2 separate regions of the Mus musculus genome follow, and region 1 is linked to region 2. Evidence: chromatin contacts called from ENCODE POLR2A ChIA-PET data. All regions are on one chromosome and are shown on one strand. Each heading gives the region's core, a stretch centred on a gene start or an enhancer-like site at or near the end of the contact. The rest is flanking DNA. Distances are from core to core; before and after follow the strand shown.

Region 1 (7,332 bases), core at 4,012-6,511, 100 kb before region 2:
TTGGGTAGTCTGCAGGCCTTTCAACAGAAAGCATGCATGAGTGAGTCAGAATGACACTGCACTCAATGTCCTGTAGGAACCTCCAACTCCAGTAACAGAGATGCTGTTTGCACTGAGCCACTGTGCACAAGTCACACAGTGTGCCACATGCACACTACTAACAGACTTGTTGCTTGCAAGAATCTCTGCTTCACACACCTTTGTGTATATAATGCAAGCTTTGCCAGGGCCCAGTGGGTGAGGCACTTACAGCCACGCCTGACCACCTGATTACATTCTTGAGTACCCACATAATGGAAAGAGGGAGACAGCTCCTGAAGTTGTCTTCTAATTTCTACATGCATGTGATGACAGATGTGTGCACACATGTGCACATGCACACAGACACACACACACACACAGAGAGCTAATTTTAAAAAAGACTATTTTACTAGTTTTTTTTATTTTGTTTGAGGCATAGTATACCCGTGAGCCCTGTGCCACACCACCTTCAGTAGGATCTGTGTGACAAATTCCACAGACTGAGGCGATTGACCTACAAAGGGGGAGGCCCCCTGGAACTGGTTGTGGAACTCTTTGCCGGAGAAAAATTATTGAGCAGTAGTTCTCATGGCAATCTATCTGTTTTGTTTTCTCTTATTCCTTTTCGTATTTACATGTTCCCGGTAGCCTAGGCCAAGATCTTAGGCAAGAATAATGGGTTGGCGGGCTGTGGTGGCCCATGCCTTTAATCCTAGCACTTGGGAGGCAGAGGCAGGCGGATTTCTGAGTTCGAGGCCAGACTGGTCTACAGGGTGAGTTCTAGGACAGCCAGGGCTACACAGAGAAACCCTGTCTCGAAACCCCCCCACCAAAAAAAAAAAAAAAAGAAAAAAAAGAAAAAAAGAAAAAGAAAAAGAATAATGGGTAAGAAACCATCCCTAGAGATGGAGTCACTAACATGACCTTATCCCCAGGGAAACAAATGCTTTACTTTCTAAATCATTTATAAAACTATGATGATAAAAACTTTCCCAACAATAAAATTTCATATGGCTACATGTGTGTCATCAGAGGTAGGTTTTGGTATATGGCAAAGAAAACCTTAATTAGAAAGAATTAAAATAGTTTAAATTTATGCATTAAAGATTTATAAAATATCAGGCACTAGATGTTAAATTAAATTTGACCATGGGGATGGAGAGTTAGCTCAGCAATTAAGAGAATTGACCATAAAGATTAACTTGTTCTTGGAAATATGCCACTAGCCTTGGATAACTGCCCCACTGAATACATCCTTTTAGAATTGTTATATTTTGATGACTTATATTAATAATGATGTTACCTGTTCCGTTTGTGATTCACTGAATAGTCTCAGAGTTGTAAGGCTTGGATGATTTTTGTGCTTTACTGTGCCAAATGATTTTTGTTGGTATCTGTGATTGTTTCACTGGATATAGTTTCTAAGAGATGTAATGTTTGGTTTTTTAATGTATAAAATCCCCTGCTTGAGAGCTGCAAAATACACTCCGATTCAAACTGCCTCTGTGTTTTTTTCTGTTTGTCACTGCCAAATCCTTACCCACCTAGCTTTCAAGACCCTCATTCCAGGGACCCCCATACCTGACTGGGGTGGTCTGTGGCAGCCCTGGCTGTCCTGGAACTCCCTTCTCTAGACCAGGTTGTCCTCGAACTCAGAGATCCACCTGCCTCTCTGCCTCTGCCTCCCAAGTGCTGAGGTTAAAGGCATTTGCCAACACTACCCAAGTTGTCATTTTTGAATTGCTCTTGTGTTTTATATTGGGGACAGATGGGACACAGGACCTAACACATGCTCAGCATCACCTCTTGCTGGAGCACACCCTCTGTCCTACCACTGGCATACTTTAGGTTACACAATCACCTCCCTGGGGGTGTAGCTCAGTTTTAAGCTCAGCTAGTGTGCATGAGGCCTGGGGTTCCAATGCCAGCACCATATAAAGTGGGGGTGATGGCACACATCTAAGCATTTGGGAAGAAGAAACAGGAGGGTCCCAGAGTCTTTGCAAATTATTAAAATTTCAATCCCTTTAAAATATCCAATCTCTTTTAAAATTCAGTCTTTTTACAATTCAAAGTCTGGGGCTCCACTAAAATACTTTCTTCCTTCAAGTGGGAAAAATATCAGGGCACAGTCACAATCAAATGGAAAATCAGACTCCAACTGTCCAATGTCTGGGATTCACTCACGATCTTCTGGATTCCTCCAAGTGCTTGGGTCACTTCTCCAGCTCTACCTGTTGTAGCACACACCTTATCTTCTAGGCTCCAGCTGCCTGTATTCCACTGCTGCTGCTGTTCTTGGTGGTCATCTCATGGTACTGGCATCTCCAAAATACTGCTATTTTTTACTGCAACTAGGCTTCACCAATAGCCTCTCATAAGCTCTCTTCATTGTGCCAAGCCTCAACAACTTTGCATGACCCCTTCTGTCCTGGGCTATCAACTTCAAGTGAGGCTGCACCTTTACCAATGGCCTTCCCTGGCCTCTCACAGTGCCAAGCCTCAGCTGCTCTTCATGACCCCTTCATGCCTTCAAAACCAGTACCACCTGGGTGACTCTTTCACATTACCAAGTCCAGCCACAGAAGAAGCTATCTCTGGAACATAGCCTCTGTGCGCTCAGAAAACACTTCCTAGAAGATTCCACCTCAGTGATGCTGGTCTCTTCATAATCACTGCTAATTTCTTAGCTCCAGCTAACCAGCATCAATAGTCCCAGTAATGCAAAAGTTTCACTTTAGTAGTTCTGGTATCTTGTTCATCACGGCTGATTCTTCAGCCCCAGCTAACCAAAACCATAGAATTTTCACAATCAAAATAGCAGCAACCCTGATAAGAGTCTTTAATTTTCCCTCTGAAATTTCACAAGCCAGGCCTCCATCTTCTGCACTGTTCTCAACATTATCTCCCAAGCTCCTACAGAACATCCCAAAGAGCTCTTAACATCCCAATGGCTCTTCTAGCCCAAAGTTCCAAAGTCCTTCCACAGTCCTCCCCAAAACATGGTCAGGTTGTCATAGGAACAACCCACAATGGTGGTATCAGTTTGTCTTAGTTGGGGTTTCTATTCCTGCACAAACATCATGACCAAGATGCAAGTTGGGAAGGAAAGGATTTATTCAACTTATACTTCCACACTGCTGTTCATCACTAAAGGATGTCAGAACTGGAACTCAAGCAGGTCAGGAAGCAGGAGCTGATGCAGAGGCCATGGAGGGATGTTACTGGCTTGCTTCCCCTGGCTTGCTCAGCTTGTTTTCTTACAGAACCAAGACTACCAGCCCAGGGATGGCACCACCTACAATGGGCCCTTCACCCTTGATCACTAATAGAGAAAATGCCTTACAGCTGGATTTCATGGAGGCATTTTCTCACCTGAAGCTCCTTTCTCTGTGATAACTCCAGCTTGTTTCAAGTTGACACACAAAACCAGCCAGTACAGCTGTGAACCAACCAAGTATGTGGCTGACTGGGGCAGGAGGACCTGGAGTTCAAGGCCAACCTGGACTTCATAAAGAGAACCCGTCTCAGATAAACGAACTCTTTTTTTTTTTCTTCCAGACAAATTCTCAAGTATCCTGCATTGACCTTGAACTTGCAATATAGGTAAAAAATGACTTCAGCCTTTTAAATTCTCTTGCCACTTCTCGAGTGTGCACTACAACCCGTTTAGGCTGTACTGGAGCTGGGATTCAGGACTTCATAGATGTTAGACATACATATTTATTAGCCAGTTTTGTTGGTGTATGCTTTTAATCCCAGCATTCAAGAGGCAGAGGAAGGGGCAGGTGGATTTAAGAGTTTCTAGACATTCAGAGATACATAGAGACCCTGGCTCAAAACAAACAAAACTAAAAACCTAAAGAAAATACAATTTAATTATTTATTTATTCGTTCATTTTGTGGGGTTGGGGCATGTGCCAAGGTTAGAGAACAACTTGTGGGCATAGGTTCTCTCCTTCCACCCTGTAGGTTCTGGGGATCAAACTCAGGTTACCAAGCTTGGCCACAGGCCAATCTAGCTGGCCCCACTTTTCATTTTGATTTCCCCTCTTTTTGTTTTGTGCCAAGACCTGGCTGTATCTTAGGGTGGGCCAGAGCTCACTCTATAGCTAGGCTGGTCTTGAACTTGTGATTTTCCTGCCTCATGAAGACCCTGGAGTGCTAGGATTCTAGGTTGTGCTACAGCATGGTTCCAATTTTCATGAAGTGAGATGATCTTGGGCAACTACTGAAAAATGCCAACACAGTCATTCCTGTTGACTCCAGTTGTCATTCCAGCACTTTCTGAGCACCTCCACTGTCATTCCAATCCACACTCAAGGTGCATACTGCCTCCAACATACATAGATGTGGAAAAAGTAACCAGCACTTGGGAGGCTGAGAGTTAGAGCCATCTAGGGCTACATGAGACTGCTCAAAGACTAAACCAAAACACACTTCGGTCAATTTTTTTTTTTTTTTCTTTTTCCAAGACAGGGTTTCTGTGTAGCCCTGGCTGTCCTGTAACTCACTCTGTAGACCAGGCTGGCTTCGAACTCAGAAATCCACCTGCTTCTGCCTCCTGAGTGCTGGGATTAAAGGCGTACGCCACCACCGCCCGGCTACTCTGGTCAATCGTAAAGGAATGTAAACCCAAACAGGGTATTGCAGAGCCTGCATGTGCCTCAGTGTCCTGGCTTGAACGGTGGGTGCGTTGTCAGGGTGCCATGAGGTTTCTAACTCTACTCTATTTGCTCCCGATTCTACACTAACCTTTGTCTTTCTCTTTATGCCCATAGAACTTCCCCGATGAGACTCTGAAGTGCCCAAACTGGGAGTCATTGGTGGACTGCACCCAGCGGTTCCTCCAGCGCTCTGTGGGGAGACAGGAGGGTTAGTGGTGCAAAGCGCACGGGTCCATATCATAGATGGTGGACACAGGCCACCAGCCACCACGGCAATCGCCTTCACCTCCGTCTAGAAACTCCTCCTGGAAGTACACAGTGGCTAGTGCCACGCGCAGCACACAGATGGCCCAGAGCAATGCACGAGCCGAGACCATAGCTGCACGTGCGACTTCAACTCTCTGCTCTCAGGCGTCCGTACCGCTTGACGGGCGCAACTCAGAAACTACAACTCCCGGCATGCCTTGGGATTATGACCTGGGGACGCTAATGGGTGCGCTGAAATTACTGGTCCCGTGACGCCCGGGATTGTGACCTGAGTTGCTCATTGGTGGGTGGAGCGCGGTGGCCGACGGGAAATGTAGTCTCTAGTTGCTCTGGCGCTGTCTCCTGAGGCAACCGCACACTGGGGCCTATACTTTGAGGCTGAAGCCTAGCGGGAAGAAGCCAACGCAGCTACTCAGGTGACCTCACAGTGATCAAGTGGGTTGGCAAGGGGCTTCAGGAAAACGGGCGGCATACCCACACCAGAGGTTCCTCATCTGGAGAGCGATGGGGCATGATCCCTTAGGGCTTGCAAACAATAGCGAGGAAACTGAGTATAGGCAGTGTTATTAGCATGGAGAAGAACTCCAGGTGCTGTGTGATATGGGTCCTCTCAGTTGTGTATCCTGGTTACAGGTTCCAGAGCAGGTACAGATATAGGTACGAATCTGGACGCCTGTCCTCAAATCTCTCTGAGATTCTTTGGTTTTTTTTTTTTTTTTTTTTTTTTAGATTTATTTATTTATTATATGTAAGTACACTGTAGCTGTCTTTCAGACACTCCAGAAGAGGGCATCAGATTTCGTTATGGATGGTTGTGAGCCACCATGTGGTTGCTGGGATTTGAACTCGGGACCTTCAGAAGAGCAGTCGGCGCTCTTAACCACTGAGCCATCTCACCAGCCCCGATTCTTTGGTTTTGAGCTCACTCAACCTTACCAGTTCTTATGCCTGTCCCACACGCCCTACAGCTTATTAAAAGAAATACTTTTATCTGGGTGGTGGTGGCATACACCTTTGATCACAGCACTTGGGAGGCAGGCCTGATCTAAGGAGCTCCCAGGAAAACCAGAGCTATACAGGGAAACCTTATCTTGAAAAAAATAAAAACAAAACAAAAAGTATACTTATACAGTGAAGTACTTTTAAAGGCTGAAAACACAATCTTTATTTTCCTAGAATGGCTTCCACAAGAAGACCCTTTGGCCCTCCACGTAGTGGTTTTGACTTAAGGGATATGTTCTTAGATAGCTCGAGGATGGAAGAGATCAGAAACTTACAAGCCCGAAGTCTTGGCCAAGTGACACCTGGGCAGAGCAGAATCTTAAAGAGAAACCAAACGATGGACGAGAAATATTTGATGCCCAAAGAGGAGGCCATGGCAGGGAGGGGGGTGAGTCTGGGCTTGAGGCCTCCCACCATCTCCTCCAAGACCAGAGCCAGTGAGGCCCTTAGGAAACTGGCCCAGATTGAAACCAAGATCCTGAATCGGAAGCAGGTGCCCATGGCTTGGTCTGATGTGGAGTCTGACTCCACATCCATCGAGCAGAGTCTTCCTAAGAGGACAGGTGCAGCTTCTGTTTCTTCCCAGTACCCACACAGAACTTTCCAGAAACAAGTGAACAAAACATGTGTGTCAAAGAGCGATGGGCCGAGTGGTAACGGTAGCAGGTTTCTGAAGAAGAAGGAGCTGCCCACTGAAGCGAGGTCCCCAGGGCTGGCAGTGGGGACAGGGAAGCAAGCTCTGCTGCCCACAAAGAAAGAATCTGCCAGTGACGAGGAGGAGGAAATGCTACTGCTTAGAAGCTTGATGGAATCTTCTAGAGAAAAAGAAGCAAATAGAAACCAGGAGCTCCCTGGCTCCAGTGTCAGCAGGAGCAACCTTGGAAAGGTGTTCTTGGTAACGTATTCTTTTGTTGGTTTCAAATTTTACTTTTTTTGGGGGGGTGGGGGGCAGGTTCTGGTAACAGAGCCTAGGGCTTGCTTTGTACCAAACAGCTCCTTAGCTAGTGAGCTATACCTCAGACCCCCCCCCCCCGTACATATGTCTCTGTGTGTATACCCCACATATGCACACCTGCCTGCAAATATAGAAGAGGGCATCGATCCCCTGGAGCTAGAGTTAGAGGGGTTGTGAGACACCTGGTAATGGGTGCTGGGAACTAAAGTCAGGTCCCTTTCGGGAAAGAGCAGCAAATGCTTTGTCTTGTTAGTTTAATTTGAGGTCTCAATTGAAGGACTGCTCACATTAGAGGAACTGTCTTGATTGTTTATTGATTGTGAACTGGTGATGCCTTGTGGGCTTGGGTTGTGTGAGAAGCTGACTTGAGTGCGAGCCTGTGGGAACAAGCTGCTGTTGTGTGACACCATTGCCAGGGAG
Region 2 (7,238 bases), core at 2,065-4,564:
TTCATACGACTACAAGCAGATGTACAGTATACGTCAGAGACTGTCAACACCCTAAGCAAACACACATTGAGGTGAGTGAAGCTTCCACAGTTCTGGAAGTCTATTAGCTGCCTTTTGGAAGGGAGATGGGGACTTTCTGAAGTACAGGCCTGGCAGGTCAGTGCTTGCTGCTGCTGAGGCTAGAGCAGGGATGGCTATCTTACTGAGACCTCCTTGGTCAAGGAGCTGGTCAGTCAGAGGCTGTGGACTTTAGGTCAGCTACCTGGCACTGATTTTTTTTTTAAGCCAACAGCTAAATTTGTTAGCCATAATTGCACACTCATAAAGGTAAGCATTACATGACACCATTCTCTGTCACTTCTCTCTGAAGAGGGTTAATTTTAGTGTTCACTCTTCAACTCTGTCCTCGTTTTGTATTTTTTCCATGAACATCCTAAATATGTGTCAATTAGCAAGTGGTGGAGCTTATAACTGGGCAGAGCAAAGCACAGATCCCTGCACAAACATGCAGCTCTTACCTGGGCCCTGAGCAATCACGGAAACAGTGCAAATGTCCAGGGACCCTTCAATACCACAGCAAGAAATGGAGGACAGTGCTCCAGGCTGATTCTACAAAGAGATTCTGCAAAGCCAGCCCCTGGCACATATACCTAGTTGTTTTTGTGGGTGGTCACTGACAGTGCATTTTGGGAAACACTTCCCTCCTCACTCAGAGACAAGTTCTCAACTCCATCCACCACAATAAGGTCTCCCTTTGAGATATACACTCCAAGCAACTTACCCACAGGCCAAAGAGCATAGTAATACTTATGACCAAGGGAAAATTCAAGAAACTAATGTTTGGGCCAGGCATGGTGGCATATACCTTTAATTCCAGCATTTGGGAGGTAGAAGCAGACAGATTCTCTGTGAGACTACACTGGTTTACATACATAGTGACTTCCAGTGACTGTCTCAGAAAAAAACAAAACAAAAACCTAAAATTTGGGCTGTCTACCTTCCTTCTTTTACCCACAAAGGGTCTTCTAGTCAGACCTTACCTAACACTTGGACCCACCTGATCTATAGCATCATGATTACCTGTCAAAGCGCTTGCTGGTCCCAACACTCTCACATACAAGCAGTCAGGATCTCTGATAAGATCTCAAGCAAAGGAGTTACACAGGAGTTAAAATTTCCACTGTGGAAGAGATGAGCAGTGGTGGTGCAATCGTTTAATCTGGAAGAAGAGGCAGGAGAATCTCTGAGGCCAACCTAGTCTAAAGAGCAAGTTCAAGGATAGTCAAAGCTACATAGAAGAGGAATCCTTCTTGAAAAACAACATCAAAAAATTATACTGTGTACACTATGGCTTCAGCAAAGATGCAAAAGCCATCAAGGCTATGTTTTCCTATCTCTTGTTTTTACCTTTTAATATCCTAATATATCAATCATGTGATTACAGTCAGTAATACCAATCACTGGCAAACAAAACAACAACAAAAAACCCAACAAAACCTTAAACCAAAAAAAGAAAAAAGAAAAAAATTTAAAAAGGCTTTCTAGAAGATTTTTATCTAGCCTGTCCCTATTCTACCTCGAGAAAATGTCTACAGTATTTACTAAATTACTATCAAGGTGATCTTAAAGACCAAGAAGAAAATAATTTTGGATCCAGCAAGCAGATCTCATAGAAACTAGAGCACCTCTATTTCTACCAAGACCACACAAACAATGTGAATTATTCTGAACACACCACAATACAGTGTACATTGTACATTGCTAAGAGTAACTGGTCAAGCATAGTCAAGGGAACTCAAAAGACTCAAACCTCGGTTACCTGTCCAAGCCCAAGATGATTTTTCTTCCATCCCGAGCATATTAAAAAGTGATCTCAAAGGCCACTTCCTGGTCTCCCAGCAAACACCTCATATCTGAATGCCTGTGCATCTTCCCATGGCCCTGCTCCTAACAGCAACAAGGATACCCGCCCCCTACACTGCCAACAAACCTTTGGGAAAAATACAAGAACAGGTGAAATTAGTCTATGCTCACACAGGAAGAAAAAGATGTCCCTCTGCTCACAGGACTCTTAGCAGAGGAAAGTGTGACATAAAGTAACCCCTTACAATTAAATCTTGACAGGCTAGGGCCCAAAGCACCTCAGGAGGGGCAAGAGAGAGATGGAAAGAGGACCGGAAGGTAGGAATAAGAGAACAATCAACTATGACGGGCAGTAACTCAGTACCAAAATCCCATGCTTTAGCTTCTGGTCAGATGCGCAATGGAGCATTTAGGCCAAGAAAGATGACAGGAAGGATCCCACTCTCTGCAGGGTCGTCTTTTCTAGAAAGACCCCAGGAAAGGTTTGTCCACTATCAGAAAAAAGAGGAGACTCTCCAGGCATCACAGGTAGACAGACTGGGGGCAGAACGGGCCTAGGGTTCCCTCCTAGCCAAGAAGGAGGTTCAGCCAGGAGACCGAAGGGGAGTAAAGGCCAAGACTCCGGAGACGCGGGCTACTCTAGTCATCGCGGAGACACTAGTTGCTTCCCACCTTGCCCCCGGCAGGGAGACCTTCCCGGGGGGTTCTCAGTTCCCAGGGTTGAGGTGAGGCAAGGAGGCACGGTGGGGACCACCAAGGGCGGTCGGGCTGGGACAACGGAGAAGAACTAGCTCTGATCAAAGCTCCAAACGCTCCCTCAGTCCAGGCCGCGTGAAGCCTCGGCCTCAGGTACCCTCAGCTGCCGGGCAATCCGCCTTGCCTGCGGTCCCCGGACCCAGGAGAAAGAGAGACCGAGATGGCAGTGGCTGTGGCGGGCAGATCACCGCCTGGAGAGAGCCCCTAGCCGGGGGCGCGTCGGAGGGGGAGGGTCTCGACACATGCGGCCTCGGTCCCCGATCGCGAGGCAGTCACTTACGTTGCTCTGGGAGTCGATGGCCTGTAGCAGCCGGTCCCTCATCTGCTGCGGAGACGCCGGAGCCGCTGTCATTGCCTGGGCGAAGCGGGGGGGAGCGGCCGGGCCGGCGGGCGGGCAGGCTGAGGAGGGGGAACGCGGGTCAGTCACTCGCCGGCCTCCGGGAACGGAGCCGCATGTTCCCCGCGGCGCCGGAGGAGGTCAAGGCGCTCGGGGAGATGGCGAGGACGGAGGGAAGCGGAGGGGACCGGAGCTCAGGCCCCGGACCACCGCCGCCACCGCCGAGCGAGGAGGAGGAGCCGACGGAGGAGCCTCCGCCACCACCGCCGCCGCCGCCTCGAGAACCAAACTCCAGTGAGCTGCCCCCCGCGCTGAGCACTCTGGGTAACCCGCGCCGCACGCAGCGTCGGCGCCACGCTGAGGAGGTTGGGAGATGGGGCGGGTGGAGACGCCGGGTTTGGGAGGGTCCGGCTCGTGAGCCCCTCCTATTGATTGTGCGCACGCGCGCGCAGGCGCAATTAGCAGGTCCTGCCGCCTGGTTCCGAGGTCCGACACAGAGGGCCGTTGGGAGGCAGTTGGGCGTGGCAACGGACGCTATCTGAAGGCCACGCCCACTCGGGACTGGAGGGATGGGCTTCCTAACGGAAGCGCACCCTTCAAGTCCTGGAACACCGACTCTATCTTCTGACTGCTTTGGGGTTGCGGAATGGAAAGACCCTCCCCCGGATGAGGGCCTCCTGCGTTTAGAAACCAGAGGATTGGAGCGGCCATAGGTAATCTGAGGAAGGCAGCGGTTCCCTGCGTTTAGACTCGTGCCTCGAGGAGCTCGGAGGAGCTCCGCACAGCCTTCTCCGCTGCAGAGGCCCCAGGCGCGGGTCTGCAGGGCAGTGCGTGTCCCCATGTGACCCGCGTGCTGCGGGGACCTAAGGTCACGTCTGGGAGCTGCCACCTCTGCAGAGGACGCAAGTCTGCAAGGCCTGCGCGACGCTGACACCTCGGGTCTGCATCCGTGCGGGGCTGGAACTCAAGAGGAAGCACCGCTTTTGTCGCCTTCCTAGAGGCGGGGGGGGGGCGGGGGGGGCTGGAGGTGGCCAGCCTGTGTCTGAACAGCAGGATGCGGAACCGTCGCCCAGCATCTTCCCCTTGGCGTTCCGAGGGGACGGAGCGACCCCGCCTTTGCATCTCAGGTGATGGAAAACAGGAACGCCTCACGGGGGAGGAAGGGAAGCACCAAGGTCACCTGGAGTTTTAAGTCAAACCAAGAAACGAAGGAAGTCAAGTATAAAGGCTGCGGTCCTCCGTCCTTCGGTGACCCCTACAACTGGACAGATGGAGGGCGGGCTCCGAGTTTAGTGCACTATACGAAAGTGGCCTCGGGAGAAATAACTTCGTGTAGTGTTGTAACCTTAAAAATCCAGACATGAAACGGAAGGGAAACAGGTAATGAAAACCACATGTACTTCTGAGAGCTGCTCAACACCTGTTAATTTTAAATTTGTCATACTTCGGGGGGGGGGTACTGGGGGAGGTGAGGAACCAGGCATTTAATTCCAACGCTTGGGAGGCAGGAGGCTCACTGGAGTTCCAGGCCAGCTTGGTCTGCACAGTGAGTTCCAGATTAGCAAGGACTACGTAAGTAAGACCCTGCCCTTTTCTCCCACCCACCCAGAAAATAAATTTATCATGGCTGGTTTCTTGATTCTGCACATGACAGAAGGCTTTGCATTACACCAATAGAATGAACACGAACAAATACTTCTCAAATACACTCTCTTCCTGGCATGTGTTTGGAGCTCAGGTTCCAAGTTGGAAAGCAGCCCATTTTGAAGATACACTTAATCTCACCAGATAAGCAAAATAAACAAGGTCCTCCATCAACATTGGCTCTTAGTTTGGTGTTTTTTGGCAGAGTTTATGAAGCCTGAGCTGGTCTCAAACATTTTATTCCTTCCAGTGTCTCCTGGTGCATTACATTTATGCCAATCTTCTGTCTTTTATTATTATCTAATAGTTGATTTTTATTTTTCTCCCCTTATACAGGCTCTCACTACAAAGCCCTGGCTGGCCTGGATCTCACTATGCAATTCTGACTAGTTTGAAACTCACTGTGGAGACCAGGCTAGCCTCAAACTCACAGATATCCGCCTGAGTTCTGCTGCCCAAGAGCTGGAATTAAGTGCATCATCCTACCCTGCAGACCTGCTATCTTGTTTATTCAGTGGTATAGTATGCCTTTTTTTTTTTTTTCAAAACAAGCTATAAATTAAGCAGGCAATTAGTTTTGCATGGATCAAGTCATGAAAACATCTTGGACAGCATTCAATGTACCTGCTGACCTTGCTATTTTAGATTCCTCCCCAGGTTTTGAGACCACATGTAGCCTAGGCTGGCCTTGAACCTTTTTCTTTTCTTTATTTTTTATTTTATTTGCCTGGTATGGTGGTACTCAAGGGGAGGCAGGAGGATCTCCGTGAATCCAGTCTAGTTTACATAGTGAGTTCCAGGATAGACAGCCATATGTAGAGAGACCCTGTCTCTAAATTTGATATTAATGTTTTGCCTGTAGTATATATGCACCTATATGTGCCTGGTGTCTACAGAGGCCAGAAGTAGTTGTCAGATCCCTAGAACTAGAATTACATGGAGTTGTGAGTACATACTGCGAATTGAATCCTGGTCCTTCTTTGAGAACAGTGCTCTTAACTGCTGCATTGTCTCACAGGCCTGGCCTTGAGCTCTTCATGTTGCCTCCACCTCCTCAAGCGCTAGAATTATAGGGCATGTACCACCCACCATCATACCTGGTGCTTCTGATTGCATTTTCTATGCCTAGCCTTTAATCTCAGCACTCAAAGAGGTAGAAACAGGAGGATCTCTTGAGTTCAAGGTCATCATATAGGTATGGGGAATTGAACTCTGGACGAGCAGCAAGCATTCATAATGGCTGAGCCATCTCTCCAACCCATTTTCTTGTTTTGTTTTTTCAAGAAAGGGTTTCTTGGGCTGGTGAGATGGCTCAGTGGGTAAGAGCACCTGACTGCTCTTCCAAAGGTCCAGAGTTCAAATCCCAGCAACCACATGGTGGTTCACAATCATTCGTAATGAGATCTGACTCCCTCTTCTGGAGTGTCTGAAGACAGCTACAGTGTACTTACATATAATAAATAAATTAATTTAAAAAAAAAAAGGGTTTCTTTGTGTAGTTCTGGCTGGCTGACCTGAAACTCATTTTATAGACCAGGCCGACCTCAAACTCATAGAGATCCACCTTCCTCTGCCTTCAGAGTGCATGACTACAATATTGTGGAGTCCTATGCACACAACTTTATTCTACTTGTTCATTTACCTAAGTTTGATTGTTTGTGTGTGTGTGTGTGTGTATATATATATATATATATATAACTGTTTGTGTTGTACAGAGGACCACTGCCAAGAGTTAGTTCTCTTCTACCATCCTGGGGATCATCTTAGGCTTGGCTGGGTTAGTGGCTATACCTGCTAAGCAATCTGGCCACTCTGGTTTTTCCTTTTTTGAGACGGGGTCTCCCTCTGTATCCCAGGCTAGGCTTGAACTTCTAATCTTCCTGCGTGAGACCCAAGTGTAGTCCTGTTTAAAAGTGACACCAGGGGCTGGAAAGATGTCTCAGTAGTTAAGAGCACTGACTGCTCTTCCAGAGGTCCTGAGTTCAATTCCCAGCAACCACATGTTGGCTCACAACTATCTGATGCCCTCTTCTGGTGTGTCTGAAGACAGCAACAGTGTACTCACATACACAAAATAAATAAATCTTTAAAAAAAAAAAGTGACACTAGCTGGATCTGGTAACTCACTCCTATGATTCCAACAGTCAGAAAATGGAGGCAAGAGCCGGGCGTGGTGGCTCATGCCTTTAATCCCAGCACTTGGGAGGCAGAGGCAGGTGGATTTCTGAGTTCGAGGCTAGCCTGGTCTACAAAGTGATTTTCAGGACAGCCAGGGCTATACAGAGAAACCCTGTCTCGAAAAACCAAAAACAAACAAAAAAACCCCAACAAAAACCACGTAAATACTGTAAGAAGATGCTTTCGTTTTAATCAGAGGTGTGGGATTGCTTCAGATTATGCGTCAGGTGTTGTGTTTCAGATTGTCCACAGCAGCTAAGTCTGATTTGCCTCACTCTCTAGAAGAAGCATGATTTGCCAGCTACAGATGGTTTCTGCGTTTGTGTGGTATTTTGAATTCTGGGGGCTTTTCAGAGGGTGTATAAATGCTAGGACCCCAAGAAGGGTAGGTTGTTGGTTGGTAGGTTGGTGCTTTTTGGTTGCTGTTGGTTGTGGTTTGTTAAGTAGTTGTATGTAAAGA

Evidence for each region. ChIA-PET counts read pairs that join two places held with the same protein, here RNA polymerase II (POLR2A).
Region 1: POLR2A ChIA-PET joins it to region 2 with 13 read pairs in Patski. The contact joins the promoter of 1700030K09Rik here to the promoter of Med26 in region 2. POLR2A ChIA-PET finds 5 or more read pairs at or near these places in 2 of 5 experiments (Patski and embryonic stem cell).

What each region holds. Positions count from the first base shown.
Region 1 is chr8:72,438,619-72,445,950 of GRCm38, forward strand. 1700030K09Rik (RIKEN cDNA 1700030K09 gene) reads left to right here and starts at 5,262. Exons shown (of 8, transcript NM_028170.2): 1 at 5,262-5,371; 2 at 6,132-6,852. The coding sequence starts at 6,133. It overlaps Calr3 (calreticulin 3), which reads right to left and starts at 5,160. Exons shown (of 9, transcript NM_028500.3): 1 at 4,975-5,160; 2 at 4,777-4,878; 3 at 1-17. The coding sequence starts at 5,065. Gm46043 (a long non-coding RNA gene) reads left to right here. Exons shown (of 3, transcript XR_001778581.2): 3 at 1-1,522.
Region 2 is chr8:72,544,996-72,552,233 of GRCm38, forward strand. Med26 (mediator complex subunit 26) reads right to left here and starts at 3,315. Exons shown (of 3, transcript NM_027485.4): 1 at 2,900-3,315. The coding sequence starts at 2,971.